Linked DNA regions of Homo sapiens: region 1 is linked to region 2. The links are chromatin contacts, found by Hi-C or POLR2A ChIA-PET in ENCODE. All regions are on one chromosome and are shown on one strand. Each heading gives the region's core, a stretch centred on a gene start or an enhancer-like site at or near the end of the contact. The rest is flanking DNA. Distances are from core to core; before and after follow the strand shown.

What was found. Hi-C counts contacts between places; a loop is a spot of excess contacts on that map. ChIA-PET counts read pairs that join two places held with the same protein, here RNA polymerase II (POLR2A). Pooled maps may share reads with other maps.
Region 1: a pooled map shows a loop between it and region 2 (2.0-fold over the local background). The contact joins two enhancer-like sites. A Hi-C loop is called at or near these places in 2 of 168 maps with a recorded cell type or tissue (PC-3 and heart right ventricle) and 1 of 50 pooled maps. POLR2A ChIA-PET finds 5 or more read pairs at or near these places in 1 of 52 experiments (WTC11).

What each region holds. Positions count from the first base shown.
Region 1 is chr1:221,262,727-221,267,126 of GRCh38, reverse strand. No RefSeq gene overlaps it. Among named protein-coding and RNA genes, the nearest start is that of LINC02817, 71 kb to the left of the region's middle. Within about 2 kb of position 2,529, at least 2 of the 41 ENCODE cell types and tissues checked have a DNase peak (open chromatin) inside an H3K27ac peak, as active enhancers do; they include heart right ventricle, where a contact is called at or near this core.
Region 2 is chr1:221,200,759-221,205,276 of GRCh38, reverse strand. No RefSeq gene overlaps it. Among named protein-coding and RNA genes, the nearest start is that of LINC02817, 130 kb to the left of the region's middle. Within about 2 kb of position 1,641, at least 10 of the 41 ENCODE cell types and tissues checked have a DNase peak (open chromatin) inside an H3K27ac peak, as active enhancers do; they include heart right ventricle, where a contact is called at or near this core.

The DNA of each region.
Region 1 (4,400 bases), core at 1,280-3,779, 61 kb before region 2:
TGCCTGACTCCAGTCTCTGTTAGTCCCCAATTGCCGGGAGACATGGTCTCTGTGAGTTGGTTAATAGTCAGTTCCTCTACCTACTCAATCTCGGGGAGTCCAAGTTTTCTCCTATGTAACATATATAAAGGCTACACAGTTACATTGTTATGAGGATTACATAAGATAAGATGAGAAAACATACAGCCAATAGGTGCTACTTTAAAAAAAAAATTTAGTCTCCTTCCTTAAAAATAAGACACTTGAAATTCTCAAGGATCTTACTTTGCCCCCAGTGTCTCCCTCCGTCCGCTTACACTGCTTCTATCCAGAAAAAAATAAATAAATAAGAGGAAGGCCTTGATGATGTTTACAACTTCTGAAAACCCCCTACCTCAATCCCTTCCTCCGATATTATTTCAAAGGCACAAAATCTGGGCTTTTACAAAAGTAAGCCTCAACGACGTAGTTCAAGCAGATGGTCCATGACCCCATCTTATCCAAATGTCAAGCCTTTTCCAAAATCAGCAGATCATGACTCATTGGTGGATCACAAAATTCATTTATTGGTTTGCAATAAGCATTTTTTTAAAACAAAATGAAATAAAAATAAAACAAAATAGATTTGGAGATATCAGAGTTTATCACACACTGGTAAGTAAGAGAAGTTTCATTTTGGGTAACTTTTATTTCAGTTGTGTTTAGTCTCTGTGCACTATGTTCCAATGTGTTTCTTATTTTTATGCATTGATGGATTTCTTGGAGATGGGTGTCAGAATTAAGGAACTCGTAAGGAACTAACTTCTTTTGTAACCTAGGCCAATATAAATTGATACCCTGATATTAATTTTGTTCAGGGGTTGCCTAAATCTTTTTAGCAGTACTGATCCACCTGTGACAGAGTTTAGGATCTAAAATTAATTTATCAAAAGAGCGAAATCCAAAAGTCCAAGGGGAATGGTGTCTGACTTCTCCATTAGTGATTTCTTGTATAGTTCCTGTCTACAGCACCTATCACTTCATCCTCGGTATTCTTCAGTAAATTTAAGAGGGCTTTACAACTTGATGGACGTTACAAGAGTGTTAGGAGAACCCAACACAGGTGTTTTTTTAAGTGGTGCTTTGAAACCCACGACTCCTAAGTTTCACAAGGATAAGGTCCATGATTTTCTCAGTTATCCCATATTCCCAACCCCCTTAGTCACTCTGCATTCCCAAAGCCCAGTACAGTGCCTGGTACATTACAAGAGCTAATTAATATTTGCTGAATGAATTAACAGTAAGTGTAGCTCCAGATGCCAAAGCAAAATGAGGATTTCCCTCTGTATTCTACTGGTTTTTATTCAGTATAAGAGTGAAAAACTCAGCTAACTTTTTCTCTGCCAGAAATATCCCTAACAGTACAAGAACAAATTCAATGACACCACAAGGAAACAATCAGTCAAATGTACAGTATGAAATATTTCTATAGACAAAAATCTTGGTATAACCAACAGATCTATGGCATAAAACTAGAGAAGGAGAAGGAAGAGGAGGAGGAGGAGGAAGAGGAGAAGAAGGAGGAGGACCTGTTGCAAAACAAAAGAGACTTAAGGAAAAAACAACTAATGCAATGAGTGGGTCTTGTTTGGATTCTGAACTAGTAAAAAAAATATTGAGGTAATCAGGAAAAAAATTAAAATGGACTAGGTATTAGATGACTAAGGAATTACCATTAATTATGTTAAGTGTGATATTGGCATGGTGATTATGCTAAAAATAGAAAGCTCTTATCAGCTAGCAAAGCATGCCAAACTGTTTACAGAGAAAAAGACACATCTGTCATTTGTTTTTAAATCTCCAAGCAAAAAAGACAGGCATGTGTGAGAAGAGGATTTGATAAAATAAGATTGGCCAAATGTTGATTAATGTGAAAGTTAAAGGACAGGTACCTTGAGGTTCATTACAGTATTTTCTCAAGTTGTATACATATTTGGAAATTTCCATACTAAAAAGTTATATAGAGTTAGACCTAGCGGGTTACAAACGACAACGTAAAACTTCAAGACTATGATTTCATGCTGTCTTGTGTAATCATATTCCAGGAGGACCCAAGACAGCATTTACTGGGCTTTGTATGCCGACTTTGAACAGTTTCCAAATGTGGTAATCTGATGTAACTTGCTCATTATTTTTTAAAAATAAAAGATCATACGTGCTGTTAGAAGCATCAAAACTTCATTCTATTCATCTGGAGCAAAATGTTCCTCCCAATACAGCTTTTCCTTGAAAGAGGAGGAGGGCAGAGAGAGCCTGGGGTGAGAGGTCGGAGAGGAGAAACGACCATTGAGTTTTCTACTTTCCGCAGAATGGCAAGATCCTTGGGGAGACAGTAAATTGAAATTAAGGCTGTTTCAGGCAGCCTACAGGATGTGCCTGCAAATGTTAGACATATCGAAATGGTGAAAAAGTCTGTGTGTGCCCATTCATATGAAGTGAATGCCTTGTAATGTGCTCCAGCCCCTGGGAATGGTGGCTGGATTGAGAAACGGAGGCCGGAAGAATGGGATGGATTTGACATAAGTACTTTTAAGTGCTCTGAAGGCTGGGCTCCTCCCTGTGGTTTAACAGCAAAGTCCACTGGGAGCTACAAGGAAAGAGCTGAGTGAATCCCTACAGCTTTTCGTTTTAAGGATAACAAACCTTAAAACAGGTGTGAGCTCAGAAAGATCCTTTTTCTTCTTGTTTTTAGAGTCTTCTGTAACCAGCCAGCTCTCTGTGTATTATTATCATTCCACAGAATGAGGTCTGGGGTAGGGGAAGGGAGGAGAGGAAAGAGAAGCTGAATAAACAAAAATTGCTCCGAGTGACTAATATTCATTAAGTCCACTGGTTATGCGCTATGAAATTTATTAAACTGTGGTTTCCAAGAGAATGTATTAGCGCAGCTAATGAACACAAATAAAAAAGAGGCCTCCAGGAAATGGTTTCCTGGACCTAGATGAGACTGGTGAGTAATGTGACAAGACATTAAAATGTTAAAAGCTTCTATTTTAGTCTAGAAGGCTGATTATTGGAAGGGGTTGCCTTCAGTGGGGGAGGGGAGGTAGGAGAGAGAATGAGAGTCTAACTTGTGTGAAGGAGCTTAAAGCTTTGCATTTGTATTCACCAGGCAAGGAGGCTCTGTGCTGAAGGCCTCTGAACTTCAGTGCTGCCATCTGGTGGAGAATGAGCTTGAGATACTGTAGAAAACGATGGCAGCCGCCATCTTTAAGATGTCAGGAATTGAAACACAGGACACAGAAATACTTCACTGTTTCCTGAGTGGCACCAGTGGAATCCTTTGTAACTGTGGTATCAGAAGCAAAGAAAAACACTTGCACAGTCCCTAGCTATGCAGAAATATGGCTTAAATACTGTATAAAGAAAACACAGCTATCTCATTCTGCTATTCCATTCCATCAGGATTTTAGCAATTAATTTTCATGAATTCCCACCTGCAGTCTTAGGCTGAAGTGTTAGCACTCTTAAAGACATTTGTTTCATAGCTCCCTCCAAGATGGCCAAATAGGAACAGCTCCAGTCTACAGTTCCCAGCGTGAGAGACACAGAAGACAGGTGATTTCTGCATTTCCAACTGAGGTACAAGGTTCATCTCACTGGGACTTGTTGGACAGTGGGTGCAGCCCACAGAGTGTGAGCTGAAGCAGGACAGGGCATCGCCTTACCCAGGAAGCGCAAGGGGTCGGGGAATTCCCTTTCCTAGCCAAGGGAAGCCGTGACAGACAGTACCTGGAAAATCGAGACACTCCCACCCTAATACTGCACTTTTCCAACGGTCTTAGCAAACGGCACACCAGGAGATTATATCCTGCACATGGCTCAGCAGGTCCCATGCCCACGGAGCCTTGCTCACTGCTAGCACAGCAGTCCAAGATCGAACTGCAAGGCAGCAGCAAGGCTGGGTGAGGGGTGTCTGCCACTGCTGAGGCTTGAGTAAGTAAACAAAGCAGCCAGGAAGCTCGAACTGGGTGGAGCCCACCACAGTTCAACAAGGCCTGCCTGCCTCTGTAAACTCCACCTCTGGGGGCAGGGTATAGCTGAACAAATGGCAGCAGAAACTTCTGCAGACTTAAACGTCCCTGTCTGACAACTTTGAAGAGAGTAGTGGTTCTCCCAGCATGGAGTTTGAGGTCTGAGAACGGACAGACTGCCTCCGCAAGTGGGTCCCTGACCCCCGAGTAGCCTAATTGGGAGACACCTCCCAGTAGGGGGTGACTGACATCTCATACAGCCGGGTGCCCGGGCTTCCAGGGGAAGGATCAGGTAGCAACATTTGCTGTTCTGCAGCCTCCGCTGGTGACACCCAGGCAAACAGGGTCTACAGTGGACCTCCAGCAAACTCCAACAGACCTGCAGCTGAGGGTCCTGACTGTTAGAAG
Region 2 (4,518 bases), core at 392-2,891:
TTATGGATCTTGCCATGTCCTTCTAGATTGATGGGAGTTATAAAAGCCAAATGCAATTTAGAAATAGCAAAAATAGTCCAGGTGCAGTGGCTCACGCCTGTAATCCCAATACTGTGGGAGGCCGAGGTGGGTGGATCACCTGAGGTCAGGAGTTTGAGACCAGCCTGGCCAACATGGAGAAGCCTCATCTCTACTAAAAATACAAAAAAAAAAAAAAAAGAAAGGAAAAGAAAATTAGCTGGGCGTGGTGGCACATGCCTGTAGTCCCAGCTATTCGGGAAGCTGAGGTAGGAGAATAGCTTGACCCCCGGGAGGCAGAGGTTTCAGTGAGCCGAGATTGCACCATTGCACTCCAGCCTGGGTGACAAGAGCAAAATTCTGTCTCAGAAAAAATAGCAAAAATATTATTTAAAAAACTACAAAGAAGTACTAGTCTATCAGAATTTGATTTCTTAATCTATTAAGGAAGTTTACTCTCTCTAATTTGATTTGTGACTTAGAATTATTCTAGGACATTTTAGAAAAAGGCTAATACAAGCACAATACACTTTCCTACAGCTACAGTGATATCACACTTTATAAAGTGAGGTGCAACATGTTTGGGACTCACCATGTTATCTTTGTTAAACCCAAATACACAAAAGCATCCAGCCAGTAAGTGACAGTCTGGCTACCTGTCCTAACTACCAGTCACTTTTGTTCATCCACATATTCACATTTTCCTTAACCAGGATACTTACTGTCTCTATTTCTGTATGACATGATTACAACTCTGAGAAGGCTTTTGTTCTCTAGTATTTGGAATCCTTAAAAGTACTTCACTTCGTTGTTAGAAATGAAGCAAAATTGTAGTTAAGAAAATTGTTGGGACTATAAAAACATTTGGCTCCTTTTCCCTGATCCAGAAGGTACTGTGTGTTCTTTGGATCTCAGTCAACATTTTGGGCAGTTCCAGATAAGGTATCCAATAACTTCACTTTGTGTCCCCATTTTTCTTGCCCTCATTCCAGAAAAAGTTGGATAGCTGCCTCCCAAATAATTTTATTGTGAGGGAAGTTATTATGAAAACATACTCCACTGGTTTTCACTGACCTCCAAAACACACTCCCTAATTAAGTGCAAATGGGAAACTGACTTGGGAGCAGGTTGTCTCTGATTTTGGACTTGGGAGAAGTATTAAAGTTTATGAACTCGATACGCAAGCTCCATCTGCCAAATGAGGAATTTCTTATTTCATTTGGTGACCACACTGAGATTATATAATGCTCCTCAGAAAACTCTGAATGCTGAAGATGCGTAAACCATCTGTCTATGTTGAAAGGTCAAAAAATGCACTGCCCCCACAATGTGTCTCTGGGCATAACTAATTATTTATCCAGAGAAATTTCATCATAGAGTTGTTGGGGTTTTTTTAACATTGAATTTCTACATAACCATAAAATTTTACAGTACTAAAGAGAGAGTGATCATATTCATGCTCTCACATCCTTTTACAGGAGGCTAGGGTTAGTCAGCTTTAATATTTAAAGAAACCTGAAGACCTGGCACAGAGAAGTGTGAGAAGCAGAGAAAGGAAAGCAAACAATTTCAGCTCTGCCATCGCATCTTTCCCTCCCCAGCCAGCAGGGGGCAGTAGTAACAGAGGAAGTGAAGCTGGCTTACTTCTGCGACTGAAGATCCAGAAACAAGGAGAAAGGGTGAAAGTTGCATGAGGTTTCTCTGCTCTCCAGTGACCCACCCCAGCCCCCCACCCCATTGGTGGGAGTAGACCTCAGGTGTACTTCTGAATTCCAGTTCTCCCATGGTACCAGCTTAAGTTATGACAGATAATTAACTATGTTTTGAAACCATGCTATAAGCCAGGCACTGTGTTAAGCACTTTACATGCATTTTTTTATTCCATCCTTTAGCAAAGTAGGCTAAAGTAGGTTTTGTTATCATTTGTGTTTTAAAGATGAGAAAACTGAGGCTTAAGAGATTAAGTAACTTGCTCAAGGTTACCTAGTTAAAACTCTAGCCACTAACTAGTAAAGAAAACTGCAATATTCATCTTTAACCCAGGGATTGAGTCTTATGTTTATTTAATTTGTTTTTGTGTATTTTTTCATTTTCTAAATTATTTAATCTGACAAAGATGCAGGTATTTTCAGTTGTTTTAATACTCAAAGGGTAATACATGTAATACACAATTATCAGGTGAATTTGAATGCATCAGAGTAATTCAAGAGAAGGAAAAATTTTCCCCAAATTATCAAATTTGCTAACAATGGTGATACTACTGAGTAATGTTATTAACTCAGATATTGTACAGTCACTCTTTCTTTTAGTAGGGTAGCTACAAATTGGATTTATATCATTTGTTGCCCTCTGTAGTCATTTTGCCAAAATGAAACACTCTCAGTTCAGGGTTTATAATCAGACAGACAGTGTTCTCATATCAGCTCTGTGCTTCCTTCTCTGAGCCTCAGTACCCTCATCTCTAAAAGGAATCATTCATACTTTAGGACTCATTTGATGGTTGTGAAGGTTAAACAAGCTAATACAGGTAAAACATTTAGCCTGACTCTGGCATATAGGAAGTAGTCTATAACTGCTATTATTCTGACTCAATGTCAAGCTTGGAAAACAAGTAGAGAATTCAAACAAATGTCCAGCTATTTTGGTTCTGGGTGCCAAAAGTCCAGATGTTTGAGAAACCTCAATTAATAACTATATTTGTTGGTGCTCACTGGTGTAGTTGGCACAATGTGATCACAGGTTACATTTGAGGGCAAGTGGGGGTTAATGTTCTCCCCATTCATGCACAGTTGTCCTTTGTTAGGAACTAAAAATACAAAGGTATAAAGGTTTCCCTTTCTATGTCTGCCGAAAAGATTACCGACAGTCAAGAGGCAACTTTTTTTTTAACAAGCACTTAAATTCCTTTTAAAATCTTAAATGAAAAAAAAGTATTTATTTCCTATACTTTCTTTTCAGCTTTCAAATATATCAGAAAAATCTAAATACAATCCAGTTTTCTTCACTCTAGTCTAATCCTGAGCAGCCCAGCACTGAAAATAAAGATATCCTTTATTTATAAGCATATCTTATAAATAAAAGTTTACCAACCTCCCATAGAGTTTGTGTTTCCAGGATCTTCATTGTTAAATCATTATTCAAATCATAAAAGTTGGGAAGAGACACTTATCCTTTGCAAAAAGCAAAATACAGCAAATGCATCTCCAACTCCTTTGAACTGTCTGGGTTATGTGAAAAGGATAGAAGTGTAGCTGATTCATCCACACAACCCATCTGTTTTCTGACTGGTATCAGTCAGACACCAGTCATATACTACCCCCTAAGTTCAAATGGGATTGGAGTTAGGAGGTCTAGAAACTAGTCCTGATTCTGTGACCTTGAGGAAGTCCTTCAACTTTCCTGGGCCTCAGCTTCCAAGCAAATAAAAACAAAAGGTTTAGAACATGACATAATTGCTATTAGTGTCCTGTTAAACCCTTGTCTTCTATAACCAAGATCTGTGGTTACTTGATCCAGTTGGGGGTTGTAAGATGAGGTAGACAGTCGTCAATATAGTACCTGAAGTCTACTCTTTCAGGGATAGCTCAGAGGACAACACATCAATTTCATGTTTCTCAGACAGGTACATGTGACCTCCTGGATCCTGGCCATGCTGATAGTGAATATGCAAGGCCCCAGATAAGCATAAATTATCTTCCTGGTGTATTAATTATTCTTAAAAATGTTTGAGGAAAATTTATGTTTGTGTTAAAAAGAATAATTTATTGTATAGATTTTTAAATTCTCACAAATGTGTAAGGTAAAACAGGAGGCAGTAAAGGTATTTGTCACTAGGGGTGTGGCTTCTTTAATACCTCTGACATCCTCTACAATAAAAGTACTTTGGTGAAAACGTATGTTAGATAATCAATGGTCATATTTGGAGAGTAAATACACTATTGCTTAGCTTTCTTTCTGAGTCCATGTCAACTAGTGAGTGGGAATTTTGTTCTAGAATGGTAGAGAATCCTAGGATGGGATGGGGATCTAGTGAAGGCCTATAGAGAATGAAAGAATCCATCAAAACTGGTTGTTTCTCAGTTTTTTCAAAGGCAGACTCCTGGACAAGGTGGTTGTCTTTGAAACACCGTTCTCTGAGACTGTTTGCTAAATCAAAATTTATCCCCTGAGTCAGCTTCTAAATAAGTTTTGTCATCCCTGAAAACCCAAATTAATGTTATACAAAACCATAGGAGCTATCCTCCATAACTGAATCATTATCTTACTGGTAAAACTGCAAACTCATATGGTGTTTGCCTTGTACTCTCTTCTACTCTGCTAGGCAAGCATATCCTATATAATTTTACTCCCAGTTCAAACTCCCACAGGATCTGAAGCCCGTTTCCTTGTCTGGTGGGAAGGTGATGAAAATGCTGCTGAATGGTGTGCAGGTGAAAAAAAAAAAAAAAAGTGTGTGTTTTTTGCTTGTTCCCTCCAGAAATCTCCTAATGGGAAGGTTAA